3 separate regions of the Mus musculus genome follow, and regions 2 and 3 are each linked to region 1. A link is a loop called in an ENCODE intact Hi-C map of the cell type or tissue named here. Cell type or tissue: left cerebral cortex. All regions are shown on one strand. Links, peaks and the distances in the headings refer to the core of each region. The heading gives the core; the rest is flanking DNA. Region 1 holds the start of Med27 (mediator complex subunit 27). Region 2 overlaps Med27 (mediator complex subunit 27). Region 3 overlaps Med27 (mediator complex subunit 27).

What was found. Hi-C counts contacts between places; a loop is a spot of excess contacts. Peaks named below come from ENCODE experiments on the same cell type or tissue, not always from the same donor. Only the 100,000 strongest peaks of a DNase experiment are listed, where the experiment ranks them.
Region 2: it touches region 1 in a loop (2.7-fold over the local background); 2 of 42 quality-filtered maps call a loop at or near these places.
Region 3: a loop joins it to region 1, with 2.2 times the contacts of the local background. A loop is called at or near these places in 2 of 42 quality-filtered maps.

The regions. Positions count from the first base shown.
Region 1 is chr2:29,341,176-29,347,145 of GRCm38, forward strand. It overlaps Med27 (mediator complex subunit 27), which reads left to right and starts at 5,635. Exons shown (of 8, transcript NM_026896.5): 1 at 5,635-5,872. The coding sequence starts at 5,670. In left cerebral cortex, for the core only: CTCF peaks have their summits at 4,481 and 5,516; a DNase peak (open chromatin) is centred at 5,608; H3K4me3 peaks cover 583 bases; H3K27ac peaks cover 351 bases.
Region 2 is chr2:29,475,401-29,477,900 of GRCm38, forward strand. All of the region lies in intron 4 of Med27 (mediator complex subunit 27), which reads left to right. Among named protein-coding and RNA genes, the nearest start is that of Mir133c, 1.4 kb to the left of the region's middle. In left cerebral cortex, for the core only: a CTCF peak has its summit at 1,514 (motif pointing left); no DNase peak of the experiment used is centred there.
Region 3 is chr2:29,464,143-29,466,642 of GRCm38, forward strand. The region is part of intron 3 of Med27 (mediator complex subunit 27); the gene reads left to right. Among named protein-coding and RNA genes, the nearest start is that of Mir133c, 9.9 kb to the right of the region's middle. In left cerebral cortex, for the core only: no CTCF peak of the experiment used is centred there; DNase peaks (open chromatin) are centred at 1,134, 1,756, 2,128 and 2,429; H3K27ac peaks cover 1,591 bases.

The DNA of each region.
Region 1 (5,970 bases), core at 3,471-5,970:
GGAAGGAGAAAAATCTACAGCCTGAAATTATTATTTTTTTATTTATATGTATGTGACATATGCATGTGTGTGGTGTTTGTAAACATACATGTGTTGGGTATTCATCTATGAATCTGTTGATCGGCTAGCAGCCAGCTGGTCTCAGTTATTCTCCTATCTCTAACCCCACAGCCCTGGTGTTAGAGGCTCGTGTGTGTCCTTTTTTCCTCTGGCCCCAGGGATTTAAACTCAGGTTGGAATGGCTGCACAGCCAGTACTCTTAGCCACTGAGCCATCTCTCCAGTGGATGTCCTTACAGCCCCAACTCCTGCCTTAAGCAAAGCTGTAATTAGCAGCACTGTGAAGGTGAGGTTGATGCCTAGAAATGAAAACTACAGTTGAAGCCCAAGTCAACGGAATGCTTTTCCTTCGCAGCACCGTGAATGTGTTCAAGGAGCACTTGAGTGTTGTCTCAGGCAAAACAACACTGGGAAACAGATTTTTGTGTAGAATTTATCTTTTAAAAAGTTAGCCTATTTTTATTTTATGTGTATAAGTGTTTTATGTGTGCACATCACATGTGTGCCTGCTGCACATGGAGGATAGAAGAGGTCGTTGGATCCTGTGAAATTGGAGTTACAGGTGGCTGTGATCAGTCACATGGCTTCTGGGAGCCAAACCTGGGTCCTCTGTAAGAGCAGCCAGTGCTCTTAACATTGCAGCTGTCTCTCCAGTCCCCAGAATCTACCCTTAAACTTTCAGAACCAATGGATTAAAGTTGAGATGCTACAGTCAGGCTGAGGAGAAGGTGGGAATTATTAGGCACACACACCATTCTGTCAGCATAGCCTGGCAGAAAGGAAGAGTTTGCTTGCCTTCTGGACTGTGATTTTACTTTCCCTGCCCTAAAATCATGAAGCCACCTAAAATAATGGGTAGTGACATCATTTCTAACTTACAATTCATATATATATATATACACACATACATACATACATACATATATATATGTGTGTATATATATATATATACATATATATATACATATATATATATATATATATATATACATATATATATATATATATATATATATATATATATATATATGAATTGTCATGTGGCAGGACTGCTGCCCAACACCTTGGTACATTTGCTTGTCTTCCTCTCTCCAAATAAGCATCCCCGTGGTATTTCCTTTCTTATATCGACACAGTGACGGTCTTTTTCACATAGTATAGATGTATTCCCCCAAACAAGGGGATCTTCTTCTGTAATCACAGCATGATGAATAATGCCATGGAATTGTCATGGGCAAAATGCTCACAACTAATTTACAGACCTTTCTCAGACTTCCGCAGCTGTGTCAGTCCGACGAGCCTAGGGACAGCATTGCGCTCTGTTGTCAGATCCTGAAAGCAACCCCTGGCCTGGAGCAGCTTCTCTGCCTTCATGAGCTCTTGTTAACACAATATTATTATTCTGTTCAAAACTCCAACAGGTCAATTATTCTGTTGCATGCATTTCAGTTTGAGGTTAGTTTTCAGTTTAGGTTCTTATTAAATTCAAGGTTTGCATTCTTGGGAGGGGTAGTGGGAGCAGGAACCGAACAGAAGTCTCAGTGTCTCCTTTCAGTACATAGTGTCTGGAAGAACACAGTGTGTTCTGTCCCCAGTAACACTGATCCTGACCCCTCAGGTAAGCTAGTGTCTGTAAAGTCTAGTCTATTTTCTCCCCATTTAAAAAATGTATTACTGGGGGCTGGAGAGATGGCTCAGCAGTTAAGCTCACTCTTCCAGAGGTCCTGAGTTCAATTCCCAGAGACCACATGGTGGCTCACAACCATCTGTAATGGGACCTGACGCCCTCTTCTGGTGTGTCTGAAGACAGCTACAGTGTACTAGTATACATTAAATAATAAATAAATAAATAAATAAATAAATAAATAAATAAATAAATCATTTTAAATGCATCATCATCATCACCACCACCACACTATTATTATTGCATGGTATGGATGTTTGTGTTTATGTCAGGGGACAACTTGTGGAAATTGGTACTGCTTTTCTACTATGTTTGGCTTGGAGACTGAATCCAGGCTGTCTTTACCTGCTAAGCAATCTTTTATATTACTAAGCTTTAAAAAAGATGTTCTGAGATTTTTTTTTAAGTTTTAAATTTTATTTAATTATTTAAAAAATCTTTATGTGTGTGTGTGTGTATTTTTTTTTTCTGCTTGCATCTTTGTGTATGCATCATGGTGTGTTGGATGCCCAAACAGATCAGACCTCCTGGAACTGGAGTTACAGATAACTGGTTGTGAGCCACTGAGTGGGTTCCAGGAACCTAATTCAGGCCCTTTGCAAGAGCAACAAGTGCCCCTACCTGCTGAGCCAGCTTTCTAGTCTCTGGTTTGTTCCTTTGTATCGTACACACCTGGTTCTGTGGCATTCTGTCTGTTACAGTGCTGTGTAACCATTCATTTACATTGCTCTGTAAGCGTTTCCATCTGCCATCCACAGAGACTTTTCCAAGTCCACTTTCTTTAATGTTCCTGAGATGACAGGCTAAACTCTTCTTTCCCTGAAGCTTCCCCATAACCAATTCAGGTCCTGGGACTGGAGACTGAATCCAGAGCCTCACATATATCAGACAAACAGTCTACCACTGAGCTACATCCTTAGGTACAGCTGGTTCTTTTTGTTGCTCCTAGAAACCCCAGAAGGGCTCATCTTCCTGATTGATATGACGACACAATGAAGGTCAGCATCATGAACTCCTTCTTGCTCCTCTATCTTCTCTGTTCCAAACTGTGTGTCCATAGTAGACACGGCCGAAAAATAAGTAAGATGCCTTAAACTGCAGCACCAGATTTGGGAAATATTTTGTTTACACCCCAAACTCTCTTCTTTCTACAGTGTCTATGCTAGAAGTCTTTTCTTTAGATGTGTGAACTTTACTGGAAACCAGCCCCTGGAAGCTACAATTTCACATTCTCACCATTCGATTTTGACTGCTTCTATACTTCATAAAAACAGAATCTTAGGATATTTGTCTTTTTGTGTGTGACAGTTTTGCTTCCTATAGTTTTTTGTTCCAGTTTCATCTGTGAAATTGTCACTGGCAAATGTGTGCCGTCCCTCTTCATTTTATTTTATTTGTACGGGTATTTTGCTTACAAGCACACTTGTACACCACGTGTGTGCTGTGATCTTGAAGGCCAGAGTAGGGCAAGAGATCCCTTTGGACTGCAATTACAGCTGATTGTGAGCTGCCATGTGGATTCTGGGAACCAAACCCACACCCTCTATAAGAGCTGCCAGTGCACTTAGTCACTAAGCCTCTGCCCAGCCCCCAAACATGTCTTTTTTTTTTCTTTTGGTATAGCACCCATGCTGCACCTATGCTGACTTTTAAGTCCTAGACTTCTGATTTACTCTCAAGTTCTGGGGTTACAGGTCTTTATCATCACGCCTAAACAATAAAATGATTCATGAATCTGCAGATGTTATTAGGATGTTATCTGATTGGCATGTGTCAGAATTTCCCTCTTAGGAAAAAAGGTAATGTTAAACCTGAGAATCTAGAGGAGAAAAGACCAAATCCACTGTTGTCCAACTAAAGTAATCTATTTGGGGGTGAATCTAGAGTGGCTAGCCAGCTGACTCACCCCAAGTCAGGATTTGGGAGAGCAGCCTGTAGTGGCTATTCCTGGTTGTCAACTTGACTATATTTGGAATGAACTACAATCCAGAATTGGAAAGGCTCACCAGTGACCCTTATCTGGAGGCTTGGAGATCCTTATCTGGATCTTGGTATGGAGATCTTGAGCCATAGTGGCTATGGATTCCAGAAGATTGAATCTTGGAGTTTAAGGAACACACCTTTAATCTGGGCTACACCTTCTGCTGGAGACAATATAAGGACATTGGAAGAAGGGAGTCTAGCTCTAGCTCTTGCTCCTTCGCCTGCTTGCTGTGTGAGACTGAGTAACTGCTAGATCCTTGGACTTCCATTCACAGCTGCGACTGAACAATTGTTGGGAATTGGGCTGCCGACTGTAAGTCATCAATAAATTCCTTCACTATCTAGAGACTGTCCATAAGTTCTGTGACTCTAGAGAACCCTGACTAATACACAGCCCCTTGAGGTCCTTTTTATAGGAGAGTGCTCACACAGACGACTGTTAGAAAGATGCAATGAAAGGGAGGAACAAGGGGAGGGATGCTCATCTAGTGAATGTGGTCACGAGTTTAGTGTAGAGGTTGAAAACGTGTTTTGCAGCTTACCTAAAGAACAAGAACTTGGCAGGGCAGTGGTGGCACACGCCTTTAATCCCAGCACTTGGGAGGCAGAGGCAGGTGGATTTCTGAGTTCAAGGCCAGCCTGGTCTACAGAGTGAGTTCCAGGGCAGTCAGGGCTACACAGAGGAACCCTGTCTCGAAAAACCAAACAAAAACAAACCAAACAAAAAGAACAAGAACTTATTCTTTTTTTTTTCTTTTAAGATTTATTTTTATTTTATGTATGTGAGTACACTGTAGCTGACTTCAGATGCACCAGAAGAGGGCATCTGATCCCACTGCAGATGGTTGTGAGCCACCATGTGGTTGCTGGGAATTGAACTTAGGACCTCTGAAAGAGCAGTCAGTGCTCTTAATCGTTGAGCCATCTCTCTAGTCCCAGGAACTTATTCTTAATTACAAATAAAAACCCTAACTTGCAAGGACTTAACATGAGGCAAATAGAACTTATTCTTTAATTACAAACAGAAACTTTAGCCTGCACAGGACAGAGGAACTTATTCTTAACTGTCTTAACTGCAAACAGATCCCCTAAGCTGCAAGGTCTATTTTCCCTGTTTTGATCTTCCATTAACTTGAAAGGTATATTGTCCATTTTGATGTCACAGTATATATCAATTTGTATCATATATAATCACATTTTGCTTATTTGCTTATACGTTGGTAGATATCTGGCTCCTTTCACACTTGACTATAGTGAATGAGGTTGCGGTGGATATGGAAGTACAAACATCTCATTTAGACACTGCTTTCAATTCTTTTGGACACATACCATAATTTCTATTATTATTATTATTGTTAATTTACTTTTTGGACACAGGTCCTCATGTAGCCCAAATGTTTTCTATTTCCTTTTAAGTTTCATAAAGAAAAACGTTTTGAAACTATATAGAATACCTTGCTGTTTCGAAAAAACATCAATTGATTCATACCTTAACCAATTATTTAGGCTGCCAAGTGGCAGTTTTCTTGTATCACTCTGCCTTCATTTATGTGTTGGCATTTTACTACAGGTAAGAGAGTTCTTCCCCTTTATTTATGAATATGGACTCATTCATGTACTCTGGGGACATTTTATTGTTTTGAGAAATTCCTATGTGACTGTTCAAATTTTGGAGATACACAGTGGGCTTCTGCATTTCTTTGTCATTCACTATTAAGCAAAAGGAGAGGACAAAATGACTTCCCTAGATGGAGATCATAACTTGTGGTCAACTCTCTCATTCAGTCAGACTGGCGCTGTTTTTCCAAGTTCGCTAGAGCTTCCTGGATGGGAGCCACGTCGCAAACTACACATCCCAATACCCTCCTAGGACAACGTCATCACGAAGCGCCGCGCGCCGCTCAGGCTGTGGACTCTGGAAAGCCGGCTGTGACAGCTGCAACATGGCGGACGTGCTGAGCGTTGGTGTGAACCTGGAGGCCTTTTCGCAGGCTATTAGCGCCATCCAGGCGCTACGCTCTAGCGTGAGTAGGGTCTTCGACTGCCTTAAGGATGGCATGCGCAACAAAGAGACGCTGGAGGGCCGCGAGAAGGCCTTCATCGCGAACTTCCAGGACAACTTGCATTCCGTCAACCGGGACCTCAAGTAGGTACTGGCTGAAAGGATCGGGGTTGAGGACCCTTCTGGCACCTGTCCCGCCCGGATCCCGCGCCAGTCTGCCCAGTCACGGGCCTCTCTCCTTT
Region 2 (2,500 bases), core at 1-2,500, 130 kb after region 1:
TAGCTCGTGGTATAATGAGGGCTGCTGCTGTTCTCGGAAGGATGATCTCAGTCATCCAGAAATAAACCTAGCTGTGTTGATATTTAGTCTCAGCTAATCTACTGCCTAACATCCCATTATTAATTTTCCTCCAACAGTCAAAATATTGTAAGAGCTTAACTGAGTCAGACTGGAACAAGCTGCTGGCTTCTCGCATCGCTTAAAGCAGTATCATCTCCAGTTTTTGACTGATAACTAGGTATAAGAAAATAAGAAAATGGAACTTTCGCTGTAATGTTTGAAATTACCCTGGTAGTTTGTAATGTTAATTTAGATGTTAATTTGGTTTATCAAAACCTCAAGTTTGTGTACACATCTCTCCAGAGCTACACCTTAGCCCTCCTGCCTCGATGATACCTCCTTCCTTAAGCTGTTGGACAAGCTACTCCATGCCACTCTGCCCGTTATGTGAGGTTGGGAGACTCCCTAACACCTAAACTGTTCCCTGCTGCTGCCACTGGACTTTCAAACTGAGTTCAGTAGCTCTGGTGCTTGAGCAGTCCTCAGGCCCACGGGGTAGTTTCCCACAAATGCACATTCCTTGCAGGCTACTTAGAAATCCTGAGTTGCTGGCCTTATGCAGACCCCTGGATCTCCATGTGCCCTGTTCCCCAAGAGCAGGTTAACTCCTAGGAAGATGACAACCCGTCCACATACACATTGAGAACCACTGCCTGCACCCAGCAGTTGTGCTTCTATAAGTGAGTCCAAGAGAAACTTTCCTGGGATCACTTGGGATACAAACACAGGGAACTAATCAGACACCAACTAGAGTTCCCTGGAAGCCCAGCCTTTTGGCATGTCCCTGCCCTGGTGTCAAAGTGACCGTGAGCTGTGCTGGAGAAGAAGCCCATCCTACCATTCAGTGAATTCTCTCTACAGCACCAGGCAAGAAGGGCATAGACCTCGGTGCTGGAGTTCCCACGCTGCCAGGTTTGCCAGTGAGTGCAGTCTAGAGAGTAGGAACAGAGAGCAGCCACATTGGCCTTATGTTAGAGTGACAGGGTTAAGGAGCAGAAGTAGGTTGGGAATGTAGGAAAGAGGAGAGGTGTTGTGGGGGGTGGGCGGTGTGCTAGGAACCAAAACCTGCAGGAAGTATAGTGAAGCAGGGTCCAAGAGAATTAACCAGGGAAAGAGAAAGACTTGTCAGGCTCCGCTAGAGAGCAGGAAAACAGGAAGAGGGAAGACACAAAGCACCCCAAGTCAGGCTTAGCCTCCCAGGCTGGGCTAGGGCTCAGAAGGTTGTGAGGTTTTGTGAATTGATTTTATCCTAATCTTAGAGTGACACATGCCCCTGCTGATCTAGGTATGACCCTTTTATATTTATTTAATAACATTGAGGGGCTGAAGAGATGGATCAGTGGTTAGTGCTCACTGTTTTTCAAATGGGTAATAGTTCAATGCCTCCCACATTGAGGGGCTCACAACCATCTATAGCTCCAGCTCTAGGGGTTCTAATGCCATCTTCTGGCCTCCACTGGCATCTGCATGCAGGTACACATATACAGACACACATGCATACATGAATTTTTAGTGTTTTAAATCTTTAGCAACATAGAACCTGCCTCAGCTACCTGCAAGTATAGTATAGTATAGTATCCACTCTGCACAGCCCTGTGAGCTCTCCACCCCTCCCCACACAGGAAGCCGTCTCCTCTCCCTTTGGACGTCACTCCTTTGGGGAGAGGCTTTATTTAGATTGCTAAGTATATTTTTTGTCTCCATTTTAATTCAATATATTTGCAAGATATTATGTTGTTTTTAAGAACTAATATCTTACTCATACTAATTTTTTCACTAATGTTTTGCCCATTGTTTTGTTTAGTACATTTTATTCAAATTGTTGGGGTACGAATTATTCTGATAGGAAATGTTCTGTTATTTTCTTTACAGATTCTTATAAACAGCTCTGCTCAGAGCATTACTGGCCCTTGGTTTTGGTCCTGATGGCTAAAGGTCACCTCCTCCTCCTGCTGCCTGGTGTTGCCTCTGCCTTGGCCTTGCTCTAGGTCTCACCGTGACCTTGCTTGGCTTAGGGCAGCCCTGGTTCCTTCGGTGATTTGTTTAGTTTTAAATAATTTTCTGAGATTATATCATTTCTGCTTTCCCTTCCTTCCTCCAAACTCTTCAATATATCCCCCACCCCTTGCTCTCTTTCAAATTCATGACCTCTTTAATTGTGGTTTTATGTGTGTGTGTGTGTGTGTGTGTGTGTGTGTGTGTGTGTGTGTGTGTGTGTGTGTGTGGACAACCTGCCTGGACTTTATAATGTTACTATATGATGTTGCGATGATGGTTCTTGACTTGATTGTTGCCTCCTAAGAGGTATGTGGCGATCCCTAGAGGTTTTTGTAGGCATCTGAGTGGATGGAGACTAGAGGTTCTGCTGTGCGTGATCTCCTGCAGTGAGCCAGAGCAGCCCAGCAAACCAAGTCGGTGGTTGAAGCCTGGCTCAGGCACA
Region 3 (2,500 bases), core at 1-2,500, 120 kb after region 1:
CTAACCAGTACCCCGGAGCTCTTGACTCTAGCTGCATATGTATCAAAAGATGGCCTAGTCGGCCATCTCTGGAAAGAGAGGCCCATTGGACTTGCAAACTTTATATGCCCCAGTACAGGGGAACGCCAGGGCCAAAAAGTGGGAGTGGGTGGGTAGGGGAGTTGGGGGGTTGGGTATGGGCGACTTTTGGGATAGCATTGGAAATGTAAATGAGGAAAATACCTAAGTAAAAAAAAAAAAAAAAAGTCCCCTTTCCTGGTAGCATTTGACGGGTGTAGTTCGTGAGATGTCAGGGAACCTGAGAAGCTGCTGGACCGACAGCAGCCAGGCTTGACTGGCCTCGTTGTGTGTTTGGTCTCTATGCTGGTCAGCTTTTGGAATTGGAGGACTGAGTACTTTGCTTCCCTGGGTGTTCACCTGAGTGTATAAAGTGATCATGTGCACACATACATGAGCTACAAAGTAGGGGGCAAGGTTACCCACCCCTGGCCACTCTCCTTCCCGGGAAGCCACTCTTCCCCAACTTGCCAACCCTCTTATGTAGATGTGGAGTTTCACAAGGAGATGTTTAAGTATGTGAGCATCCTCCTTAGGAGGAGTCAGCTAGTGGCTCTCATGTTGGGATGGGAAGGGCATGTTGAGAGATGGAGTGACTTGAGCAGGTGCTCCTGTTTCTGTCCTCAGCATATCCATCCCTGCCTTCCAGCACACAGTTTAGCAACTGCCTTTCATTTCTTGAGAGCAGCCAGATATCTTGCATAGTAGCCTTAGTACCGACATTTTACAAATGTGGATGCAAGCAAGTTTGGCCTGCATCTCCAGGCCCCTCCTTCAGCATCAATGGTTGGTTGTTGTTTCAGCCAGCCTCACTCCTGTGGAGTCATTAGACAAGCCCCCATCTGCTCAGCCCACTGTCAGAGGCCACTCAAGCTCATAGGTATGGACAGGTGTGGGGAGAAGTCCTCACTCACTTCCAGATCTTGCAGATGTCTCTCCATGGTCACTCCTGGCTTTATCCTCTCTGGAAAATTAGTTTATTAGTACATGTATCCCTAACTCTGAGGGTGTGTATGGGCGGAGAAAATGAACAGCATGAATCTTACACACTGTGTGGGGTAAATGCTATTTAAATCCGGCTGGAACAGCTAAGCATCGCACTAGCATGAGATCATTGGCTTGGGGCCAGGTTTGTTGTGTTTGTGGGTGGTTCCCCCCCCTCTTTTGAGGAGGGGTCAGGCTTAGAGAGCTAAGCCATCTGTCCAGTATAATATTTTAAGTCTTTAATAACAAATCATTTGCAATATATCTTACTGCGTAGAGGAGAAAATGAATATTTTGCAGAAGTGTTATCTTTAGAAACGTCTTCCCCATTCCCTTTTGTTATCGTTTTGGTGGTGTTGTCTCCATTTGATAGTGCACATCTTTGTACTACTGTTTTGCAGAATTAATTAGTTCATTAAAAGTGGCATTTTAAAACCGGTGTGCCGGTACAGTGTGCTTCTTTAGAAGGCTTTTGCTTCTAAAAGGCATTAAGCTTCTACAAGAACAGATGCAGGGGTTCTGTGGACAGACATTAAGCCTCAAGACTTGAAAGGCTCTGTGTTGCTTTCTTTGAGGTGTATTTTCAATGAGCTCTGGCTGCCATTGTGCATGCCTTTCCGTGGTTAATGTAGTGACCTCTGCCACACCTTGCCTCTTCATCCGCTGCAGAGAACTGTGCATCTCATTGCATAATGGCCTAGCCTGGGTCCATGTGGCAATCTCTAATGTACTGTCTACCCATTCAATGAGTATTCAAGGAGCACCAGGCACTGTGGCAAGGCGCTGGGTAGTACAAGGAAGAGAGCAGTCACATGACCCTCCAGAACACTGCAGGGAAGTAGGACTTTAAAGAAATAATCACTCACAAATTGTGTAGTTAGAAATGTGCAGAGGTGACAGAATTTGAAAGTGCTGTGTGGGGTAGGATGTACTGATGGAGAGATGTGAACAGGACAGGGCCAGGGAAGGCTTTCCTGAGGAAGTTAGCCTACGGAAGAATAACCAGGGATTTGTGGTGGGCCTGGCTGGGCAAAGAGTGCTTCAGGAAGATTGCTCAGTGTAAGGAAGGGGGTGGCAGCTGAGGCTGGAAGGGAGGGAGCGATAGCTGCGTTGGAGGCTCGCCTTGGCCTCTGAGGACTTGAGACTTGAGTCCTTTCTGAGCCCTGTCTCAGGAGTGGTTCTGAAAACAGAGGAGGCTTTTCCTAGACAAGCAAAGACCCCTAGAAGGCATGGGTTGTGTGGCTTTGCCCTGCAAAGCTGGCACCTCTTGTCAGATCACAGCCTGGTGTGGAGAGAGGAGTTGTTACAAGAGCTGAGTGCTGAGAGGACGTGGGAGGAAGGGACGCTCACACACTGATGGGGACCGGATGTGAGTGCAATGCCAGGGAATAGCAGGGAAGGTCCTCAGAAGGCTAAAGCAGAAGCACCATGTGACTTAGCAGTCCCACCTCTCAGTCTG